2 separate regions of the Mus musculus genome follow, and region 2 is linked to region 1. A link is a loop called in an ENCODE intact Hi-C map of the cell type or tissue named here. Cell type or tissue: gastrocnemius. All regions are shown on one strand. Each heading gives the region's core, and the rest is flanking DNA. Links, peaks and the distances in the headings are about the cores only. Region 1 holds the start of Gtf2f2 (general transcription factor IIF, polypeptide 2). Region 2 has its middle 15 kb from the start of Gm52138.

Region 1 (5,371 bases), core at 267-5,266:
ATATATTAATTCTCTAATAAATAATCTGCCTCTGTTCTTCACATAAGTAGTTTAGACCTTTCAGCTATCCTGTTATGAGAAGCAAAGAAGAGACTTTAATAAAACACGAAGCATATGTGTTGTGGAGAATAAGTATTCACTGACTGTCAGTTGTCAGCATTAGTTCTCGTAGTAATCTTGGAATAACAATGTGATCACAATGAATTCAGACTGAGACATAGGTGTTGGGGCTGCAAAGGGGAGACAAGGAAGTCTAGCAAGATTATGGGGGGGGTACAGTACTTTGATTACAGTTAAAGTTTTTTTAAAAAAGGAGTAAAAAAGGCTGATTGTATGTTCATGATATTAACTTAGTAGACTACCAAAGTGTGTCAGGTGATAGGCCTGAGGCTGGAAAAGAGGAAGGTTGAGGAGACAATTCTGTCAGACTCCTTGTAGACTTTCTATCCCCTCCACCCACTCATCCCCTCAATCACTCTTCAAAGTACTCTCCCTTGTCTACAGATATGAAAACCGAATCTAAGGCTAGTGATACAACTCAGAAATAAAGCTAGGTGAGACTGTGGACAATGTATCTCAAAATACCATATGGACTTTTTAATGGTTTTGCTATTTAAGTCTGATAAGGGCTGGAAAGATGGTTCAGCTTTAAAGCACTGACTGTTCTTCCAGAGGACCTGGGTTCAATTCCCAGTACCCACATGGCAGCTCATAACCAGCCATACCTGTAATACCAGAGGATCCAATGCCCTCTTCTGGTTTCTGGGTCTTACAACATTCCCCTGACTCAATGTAGACCAGGCTAACTTCTCAAGTACTAAGATTAAAGGTGTGCACACCACAGTCCTGTCTATTTGGTAGCTCTCCTTTATCTAAGATATATATCTGTGTATTTATCTAACATAAATACTCAAGCACAGGTGCTCTAACACACACCTAGGTGGGAGAATTACCATGAGTTTATGGCCAGCCTGGGCTACACAGAGACTTCCAGGCCAGCCTGAACTAAGAAAGGTAGAGAGAGAGAGGGAGAGATGAAGAGAGAGGGAGAGAAGGGAAGGGAAAGGAAAGGAGAGAATAGGTTTTCGTTTTTCCTGTTACTTATAACCCTTTGCTGTATTCTCTGTTTTAGTCAGACTTAGTCACTGTGACCAAATATCTGACAGAAACAATTTAAGATTTATTTTGCACTGGGTATCTCAGTTTCTATCTGTCATGGTGGGAAAAACAAGGAAAAGTGCTGCAGCTCACTCCACAGTGGCCATGATATAGAGGAGATACAGAGAGGGCCAGGGCAGCCCTAAGAACATACAGCCAGAATCTACTTCTTCCAACTAGGCCCCGCCCCACTACCTTTCACTACCTCCCAGAGAAGTCACATTATAAATCCACCAACAGAGTAACTAATCCCTTAATTAGATCATAGCCCTGTGACCTACTTTGCCTCCAGAAACAGCACCAGAAACACCCAGAGGTGTGTTTCATTAATCGCCCGCCGATGAAACTGACAGGACTAACTCCTACCCACTTTAGTTTGTGTCTCTTTGACATACAGCCTTTTCTTTTTCTTTTTGGTTTTTCGAGACAGGGTTTCTCTGTATAGCTCTGGCTGTCCTGGAACTCACTCACCTGCCTCTCCCTCCCGAGTGCTGGAATTAAAGGCGTGTGCCTTTTCAATTTCTTATATTCATCACATATTGGAAAAGTAATATGTGCCAAACACTAATCAAAGTGCAAAGAAAGTGACTTGGGGGTAGGGGCATCAACAATAGATACAGACAGGTACAAAGGAGCACTAGAAACTGTTCAGGGGTTTGAAGAACTTAACATAGTCTGCTGTGCTGGCAAACGACGAGAGCTGTTTCAGAGAAAAGGACAGGAAGAAACACTTTGTCTTGATGAGAACTCAGCCATGGACTTAAAACACTCATTACAAAGATAAACCATTTAAAAAACAAGTTTGGGAAACTTTCATGATCCCATTTAAATATGGTTTTTCAGAATGAGATTCCCCACAGAGCCTCCCACCCCATATAAAAAAAAGTGACCCGAATAGATGGCGACCACTGGGGCAAACGAGGTCTGCCGCATGACCACTTAAAACATTTACTGCTGGTTGGTTTCATGAATCCTAAACTCGCTCTTTAAAAACACGAAGTCAACAACTTCTCTTTGAATTCAGAACTTCTAGGTCTTTCGAAGGCTCCAATTGAATTACCAACCCAGGCAACACTAGCCGTGTAAAGCGACAGGAGTCTACATGGCGAGTTCCAGGCTAGCCAAGTCTACACAGAGAGATTGTTTCAAAACAACAGAGTACACAGGGACCAGCTCCACTTTGTGGTCCAGAAAACTGTACGGAATATCTATTCAAGTAATTTATACACGTTCATAACTAAAGTTAACCTTACCAAAAAGAAAACCGCAAGGACTTTTCCGACCTGGGGTAAATGTACTGCCCACTCGGGGACCACCGGGTCAGGACTCCAGGAAGGCCAGGTCTTGGCGGTAAAGAGAGTTAGTTCCATGGTGGGCGGATGAAATTGAGAGACGGCCTGAAAGACGCCCTGTGTCCCCTAAAGTAACTTCTCCAACCTGCAAACGGACGCAACAGCGACCCGCTTCTCAGAACAGCGGTGGCCCGAGCAAGACGGACCCAGAACTTTCGGAAGCGCCCCGCGGGGCTCGCGTCTCACTCACCTTGACCAGCCACACGCCGGTGTTCTGTTTGGCGCCCGTCAGATCGAGTTCCCCGCGCTCCGCCATGAGCTTGTCGCGTGAGGAGGCGTGCAGTGCGCGCACAAGCAGTGGTCCCGGCGCTGAAAGGCAGAGAGCGACAGTCCAGAGCCGGCCAAGGGAGTAAGTAGACCGCGAAAAGCCGGCGTCGCACACAGCCCGGGAACCAGGAACTTAGATGAGAAGAACACGCCGCCGAATGAAGAACTGCGCCTGCGCACGACTACGTCAGGACAGCGCGCCGAGAGGGACAAACTTCCTGCTCCGGCAATTTCCTAGATGGGCGTGACTCCCGGCAACGTGCAATCTTGGGATTCGAGTGCTGGGAAAGGAAGAGCCTAATCCTGAACCGTGCGTTTACAGCAAAGGTGACAAAGTGGAAAGATTAAGGTTTAGACAGACAAAAGCTGTGTGTATTTATACCCAACCCTAGATAAAGAAGCTAGGCATTTTAAGGACAGACTTGGGGGTAAAAAAAGTCACTTTCTTGGCCCAATTAACATTGGCACAAGTGGGCACTAGAGTACAAGTGAGTATGCTGGACACATGCCTTTTCGAGGCATAAAAATCAATTCACACCGTGCAAGCAGCATACACTCTTTCAGACGCCGAAACCTGAATGCCATCTAATTGAGTTGGTAAGACCCACCATGTAAGAAACAGATCTGATTATCCAACTGCCCTGCTTAAACAGTTTCCGGTTGCAGGATATTGGATCACATTATGAGCCCTGAGATTGTGAACTGGAAGAATCTGTTAATAACTGTGGCTCAGCCTTTGATCCTAGAACTTTCTGTTTACTGTAAACAAGTATAGGTAGCCTGGCTCACCCCTACCTAGCGCGCACATTAATCCAAGAGCTAAATAAAGTCAACCCTAGATCAGGCGGCAGAGCAAGTAGCCAGCTGACAAGAGAGTGAACATGAGCAAGAGAAAGGAGAGAGTTTGAGGTGAAGGGTATTTAAGAGTGCATGAAGGAGAAGGGGCTTTTCCTTCTGAGAAGTCGGTGGAGTGGGAAGGTCAGCTGAGTACTTTTTCTGCCTCTCAGAGTTAGCAGGCTTTCACCGCAGCTTCTAGCTCCTGAGTCTTCATTTGGTAATTTCCTCCCCCACTTGCCTTTGGAATGAAATTCTACCCTGTGCTTCAACTGAGTCCTTTGGGTTTGATCCTTCCTATACTCTCTGTTCCACACAGGATTCCACACCAAGCCCATCCACCTGCTTGAAGACTCCAGGACCTTCCTCTTACCATTTCAGAGCCTCTTTCAAACCAATTCCTGTGCCTTAGATGCCCTGCTTTCCCTGATCTTTACACTGGCCCTGTCCTTTGGCAAACTTCTACTTATAAACACAGACAAGTGGAAATGAAATAAAGACCACACAGAAAAGAGAGTCCCCCTAGATAAAGTTCTGTTTCCCCATATGATAGTGTGTGATGCTTAACGCTGTACCATGAGAGGCGTGTTTATCTTTGTTTTCTACACTACTGACTGAACTCCTAGACAAAAGTACTGTTTTTGCCCCAGATTTGCTGAAGCAGAATGGACAAATACAAAATAGTGTTTTATTCATTTTATATGCACAGCACCCAGCACAGTGTTTGACATACTGTGGGATGTCAGTAGGCTTTGGTTGAATGAACATTTGCTGAAGAGAAACAAGCAGTAAGGTATTGGAAGAATGGCAAGTAATTTATTGAATCACACACCAGAGCTATGCACAAAACTGCAGAGAGTCTATATCTGTGCAGCATAAGGGCTGGGAAAACTGTCAGGTCTCTGAGATCTGCTGGCAAAACTAATGTGATGGAAAAGACCAGGCACTCATTGGAAAGAAAAGTTGCATTCTCTTATAACAGCTTGGAAACAGGCCTAAAGTGTTAAAAGGTGAGCCTATGAGAAGTGCTTTAGTCTTGGTTCAAGTATATGTGAGAAGAACACAAAGGAGCCTGGCACACCCCAGGAATGGCTTTAAAGATAAAGTATTTACATTGAACATACACAGGTAAACCGTCCAACTTAACAAAGCTCATGGCTATAATGGCTCAGAGATATAATGGTTTAGATAAGATATCTCCTCATAGACCACTGTTACAGGATATTTGAACCTGTTTCTAGTTGTGGTGTGGCTCAGCCCTTAGTATGCACCTGTAATCCCTCTGGCTGGAATACAGGCAAACCCTTAGATTCACCTTTAATCTCAAACAATGAAGGTAAAGTTAATTTGGTGGAGGAAGTAGCCATGCTTGGAAGTGATGTCTAAATGGGTGGCAGACAAGGTGATGAGTCAGAGAATGGTCTGACAGAATAGGATATAGCCAACTCTCACAGGGAGAGAGAGGAGAGGGAAGCTACTTCAGGGAGAGACAGGCAGCTCAGGAAGAAGAGAGTACAGTACAGGATACAGTGGAGCTCGTGAGAGCAGTAAGTAGAGTCGGGAGGGAGAGTGGAGCAGAGAGAGGGAGAAGGAGGCAGTGTTACCAGGAGAGTTTTTACAGAGACAGATTGAAGAGAGAACAGGCTGGACACAGGTAAAGACACAACAAGCAAGAGAATGAGAAGGAGCCAGAAGATTAGAAAAGATTTCTAGAGATATTTTGAAGCAAAACAGATCAATTAGAGGCCAAGAGAAAAGCC
Region 2 (5,371 bases), core at 223-5,222, 130 kb before region 1:
TTCTCATTCCAAATCATACAGTCTTGAACTTAGTGTTAGGTAGCCTTTTGTTGCTGTGAAAAAATACTTGAGCAAAACAGGTTAAGGGAAGGAAGCTGTGTTCTGGCTCAAGGTTTTAGTCCTTTGTGGTAGGAGGCTTCGGCATAGCCAAGAGTGAGGCGACAGGAGCCTGTGCCTGCTGTTGGGTTTCTCACTCTTTTTTTTTTTTTTTTTGGTTTTTTGAGACAGGGTTTCTCTGTGTAGCCCTGGCTGTCCTGGAACTCACTCTGTAGACCAGGCTGGCCTCGAACTCAGAAATCCACTTGCCTCTGCCTCCCAAGTGCTGGGATTCTCGGGTTGGGGTATGTGGGCACAGTGCATCCCACTCTGAGGGTGTCGCTCCCCACCTTCTTTCAGTTGATCCTTCCCGGAAACCCAGCAGACGGACGGACGTACACTTCACCGCACTTGGAGGCATCTCTCAGCCCGATGGAGTCGACAATCAAGATTAAGCACCGTTGTCTGCCCCTCAAGTCAAGTGTGACAGCCAAACATCTACTTAAACCATAACATCACACCTGCCCTGCAAGAAGCTCATTCCTATTTCACAATGCAACCTGCGGCCAGTCCATCTGGAAGGTTCCACATCATCTCAGCAGCTGGCGATTGCTCAAAAACCCAAGTTCATGGTTTCCTCGCAGATCCTGGCTGTGCGCCCAGTGTTTAAAAAGTACACATTGCTTTTTTCTTTTCTTTCTTTTTTTTTTCTTTTTGATTTCTTCAAGACAGGGTTTCTCTACGTAGCCTTGGCTGTCCTGGAACTTGCTCTGTAGACCAGGATGGCCCTGAACTCATAGAAACCCAGCTGAATGTATTTCTAACGTAGATTTCCACAGAGTGAAAATTCCTCTTCCACACGGAAGGATCGAGGCACAGAGATAGAAGGAGGAGCAGGTTCTCAGTTTGGCTGCCTACTGTTCTGGGCCTGTAGTGAGACAACACATCAGGGCAAGTGCACATGGCCTAACAAGATGCCCGTTCACGGTGGCCTGGCAGCAAAGGGAGGAAGAGGTGGAGTTAGGCTACCTTCAAGGCCACCCACTCAGGACTTAACTCTCCAATTAAACCAGCCCTCCCCCCCCCCAAAAAAAAAAGGTTCACCACTGATCTCCTGTGCTGGTTAGCCATTTGTCATTGTGACACAAACTAGAGTCATCTAGGAAGAGGGAACCTTCATTGAGAAAAAGCCTCCCTTGGATTGGCCTGTAGGCAAGTCTGTAGGGGCATCTTCTTGATTAATGGTTGATGTGGGAGGGTCGTCCCACTGGTCCTGAGTCCTGAGCAAGCCAGAAAGTAGCACGCCTCCACGATATCTGCATCAGTGCCTGCTCTACGTTCCTTCAGTGATGGCGCCATCCAAGGGCTGTAAGATGACATACCCCACCCCCCACCCCCAACACACAAGATGCTTTCTTTTGTTTACGGTGTTCATCACAGCAACTTGTTAATTGGAATGGACCAGGCTAGGGCAATTCTAAGGACGTCTCCAGTCTGCCTTTTGGGGTCCTGTGTCACAGCTGCTGGGAAACATGCTGAACACCCATGGGCTAGGAAGTGACTTGTGGCATGGTCACTCTAGAGAAAGCTCAGATCACTATTGAGCTCAGGCCCAGAGGGCTAGTAGGGAAAAGAGGTTATTGTGTGGGGGCCCGGTTCCCTGCCCCCGCCCCCCGGCTTTAAGTCTCTGGTCTTTAGAAATTCTGCCAGGCTGTGGAGAGTGGAGGGGCAGGTCCGCAGCCAGGTGCCCCCGGTGCCCTCCCTGGTCCTGGAGACTGAGCTACATTTCAAAAACCCAAACTCAAAAAGAACGCTGTCAGACCCGGGAGCCTCCTCCATCCTTCTAGCTTTCCCCATGAGCCTGGGTGGGTGGGGAGGCAACTCATCGGCTTGACATTATCCATCTCCTCCTCCTCTACTAGCGTTTTTCCGGGGACGGCAAGAAGCGGTACTGCCTGATGACAGAGAGTGGGCCACTGCGGTGGCAGCTATTTCATAAACAAGCTGGCTTTGGCCTGGAGGAGAGAGAAATGGATCCTAAAAGACTATTTGTGGTTCGCAGCACTCAGGGCTTAAAGGCCGCCTTCTGGCCTCTCTCGAGTTGAGTGATGGAGAGTTGCTTGGAAGAGGGCGCCTGCTGAGCCAAGTGGTTCTGAGATGGATGAAAATGTCAGCGTGTCCACATTGGGAGGGGCTGGGGGAAAGAAGGAAAGAGGCCAAGGGAAATCGAAAGAGCCTCTTCTTGGTACAGTGAAGTTCCTTTGTGAATCGGGAGCCCGACCCACTGTGGCTGGGGGAGCCCAGGCCTGGCCCATTGCTTAGCAATGGAACTCAATGCTGTTACTCGATGTTGCTAAAAGCCATCCAGGTGAAAACTTACAATCGAAGGCAGGTGGTAGGAGGCAAATGGCTTCGGCTGCATCTCATCGCTGAAATGCGTGGTGGCTAAGTGGAGGGGAAGGCTGTCTCGCTTCTATAAGCAGAAAGATACCAAACATTCCCCTGGGAAGGAAAGTGGATCTGTTGGGACCTTTATGTTTGGTCTAAGTCTGTTGCTAATTTATTTATATAGGTATTCAAAATAGTCAAAGTGGTTAGTATGGGTTTCTCTTGAATTTATTCTTTGTAGAGACTTAAGAACTCAGCGCCCTAACCATATAGGCGCCACCCAGAACTCTTTGTCTAAAACCCCTTGTACACACATCTGCTATTACCCCATAGTGCCTCCTGTGGCTGTCTCACTGCTGCTCTTTCTTTCCCCAAAGGAAGGAGGAAGGCAGCCACGATACAATTGTGGGGGGTTCTAGACGAGAGGGTGAACAAATTGAGACTTACTACCTGAAACCACGTCCCAGGGGTTCTGACAAGAACAAACATAGAAAAGTAAGAGATGAGTCAACTCTGGTATTCCAGCTCTCACGCAAAATCTAACAAACTTCACAATCCCTTCTCCGAGGCTTTCTAGGAGAATTAAACTGGGCAATAAGGCAGCTTATTAAAATCAGAACAACTAATAATAACCGGTGGTTTGCACTCTATCTGTATCTAGATAAACGTGGCAAGGAATGACAAAATGTCTGTAACTGAGCAAAACAGTACAGTAAGTGGCTGTTTTTCCCTTTTTGGATACCATACTTCTAGCTGCTGCATGTACTCTGTGTGTAAGAAAAAACATTTCGCCGGGCGTGGTGGCGCACGCCTTTAATCCCAGCACTCAACTCTGTATGAGCATCCTCTGTTTCAAAGGGCGGGCCCTGTCAGTTTGGATGATGTGTTTCATTAGACGGCCAGCAGAGGGAGCTCGCTTGCTACCTGAAGAATCCAAGGTAAATTGAAGCACAAAGAGGCTTGGACGGGAAGATTTCAGGGCTGGAGGCTGAAAAGGACCCTGAGACAGGGGAAGGGGAGCAGGGCGGGGCGGGGCGGAGAAGCTGAGGCTCGCTGGAACTGGACGATGGAGAGGCGCTCATGGTTGGATTTCAAATTCTTGACTTTGTTTTTAGGTCTAGTTTGCTGTTGCTTAGTGGATAACTAAGTGCTCAGCCCACCCTCTCAATTTGTCCTGCTCCTGGGGTCCTTAAGCAACGACCAGCTACAAACCATGCAACCATGAATGACGCGAGCAACCCCGAGTGTGGGGGTGTGTATCCACAGAGGAGAGCAGTGAGCGAAATATACCCCAAGTAAGCATGTGTTGCAAAGAAAAAAAAAAAAAAATCTGACTAGAGGCAGAGAAGGGGCCAGTGGATAGAGGCCGGCCCAGAGAACTGACTGCCTGAGTTCCATCCCTGGTGACAGGAGGTGACAGGAGAGAAGTAGTGACTCCAGAGGGCTGTCTTCTGACCTCCACACCTATGCCATGTCACATGGGCCTGTGCACACAAGAAAGGAAGAGAGAGGGAGAGAGAGAGAGAGAAAGAGAGAGAGAGAGAGAGAGGCAAAGGTACTTGCCACCAAGCTTTACAACTTAGTTCATCCTGAACTCACAGAGAGAAAACTGATTCTGAAAGTTATAAATTGTCTGACCTACATACATATACCATGGTACCTGCATCCCCAGTGAACACACTACACACACACACACACCACACACACACACACCACACACACACACACACACACACACACACACACACCCCATGTGAGTAAGAAAGTAAAAAGAATTCAAAGTAGGTAGCTTTTATTTTGAAATATATGCTAATTGCTTGCCTCTCGTCTAGCATGACTCACTGTATTAATTATATATTACTGTTACAAAATAACCCTCAACGGTAGTCTAGGAAACAACAAACACCATCTGTGAGTTTTGTAGGTCAGGACCTAGGGTGGTGTCAGCTTGGATCTCCCTTTTAGCTTTCAGTGAGGTATCATCTGTAATCATGTTACTGACTGGGCTAGCACAGCCACTTCTGGGATAGCTCCAGCAATTCCCCAAGCGGAAGCAGGATTGCTGAGATTGAGGTAAGCCTGGGCTACACAGTGAATTCCCAAATAAAACAAACAGAAAGAGGAAAAAAAAAAACAACAAACAAACAAACCAGCATCCCAGAGATTTAGTTCCTATGAGCACAAAGTCTCCTTCTGTGGACTAGGAGACTTCTCTCTCCCTCTCTTTCTTTTTCTTTCTTTCTCTCTCTCTCTCTTTTTTAAAGATTTATTTATTTTATTTATATGAGTACACTGTAGTTGTCTTTTTTTGTTTGTTTGTTTGTTTTGAGACAGGGTTTCTCTGTGTAGCCCTGGCTGTCCTGGAACTCACTCTGAAGACCAGGCTGGCCTCAAACTCAGAAATCTGCCTGCCTCTGCCTCCCAAGTGCTGGGATTAAAGGCGTGCGCCACCACTGCCAGGCTGTAGCTGTCTTCAGACACATCAGAAGAGGGCATCAGATCCTGTTACAGATGGTTGTGAGCCACCATGTGGTTGCTGGGAATTGAACTCAGGACCTCTGGAAGAGCAGCTCAGGAAGCAATTTCTTGGAGAGATTTGTGTTGGGAGCATGCCCTTTTTAAAAAAAAATTATTTATTATATGTAAGTACACTGTAGCTGTCTTCAGACACCCCAGAAGAAGGCATCAGATCTCATTATGGATGGTTGTGAGCCACCATGTGGTAGCTGGGATTTGAATTCAGTACCTTTGGGATAGCAGTCAGTGCTCTTAACCGCTGAGCCATCTCTCCAGCCGCCCCCCGCCCCCCCCCCCCCGCAATTTTTAAATCAAAATTTATTTTATGTGCATGTGTTTTGCCTGCATGTATATTGTGTACCACTTGAGTACCTGATGCCCTTGGAGGTCATAAGGAGACATCAGATACCTAGAACTGGTACAAACGCTT

Evidence for each region. Peaks named below come from ENCODE experiments on the same cell type or tissue, not always from the same donor. Only the 100,000 strongest peaks of a DNase experiment are listed, where the experiment ranks them.
Region 2: it touches region 1 in a loop (2.4-fold over the local background); 3 of 42 quality-filtered maps call a loop at or near these places.

What each region holds. Positions count from the first base shown.
Region 1 is chr14:76,007,980-76,013,350 of GRCm38, forward strand. It overlaps Gtf2f2 (general transcription factor IIF, polypeptide 2), which reads right to left and starts at 2,886. Exons shown (of 8, transcript NM_026816.3): 1 at 2,701-2,886. The coding sequence starts at 2,766. Gm36429 (a long non-coding RNA gene) reads left to right here and starts at 2,767. Exons shown (of 2, transcript XR_383601.2): 1 at 2,767-3,104; 2 at 3,931-4,133. In gastrocnemius, for the core only: no CTCF peak of the experiment used is centred there; a DNase peak (open chromatin) is centred at 2,956; H3K4me3 peaks cover 2,178 bases; H3K27ac peaks cover 1,107 bases.
Region 2 is chr14:75,873,178-75,878,548 of GRCm38, forward strand. No RefSeq gene overlaps it. Among named protein-coding and RNA genes, the nearest start is that of Gm52138, 15 kb to the right of the region's middle. In gastrocnemius, for the core only: a CTCF peak has its summit at 3,320 (motif pointing right); a DNase peak (open chromatin) is centred at 3,334.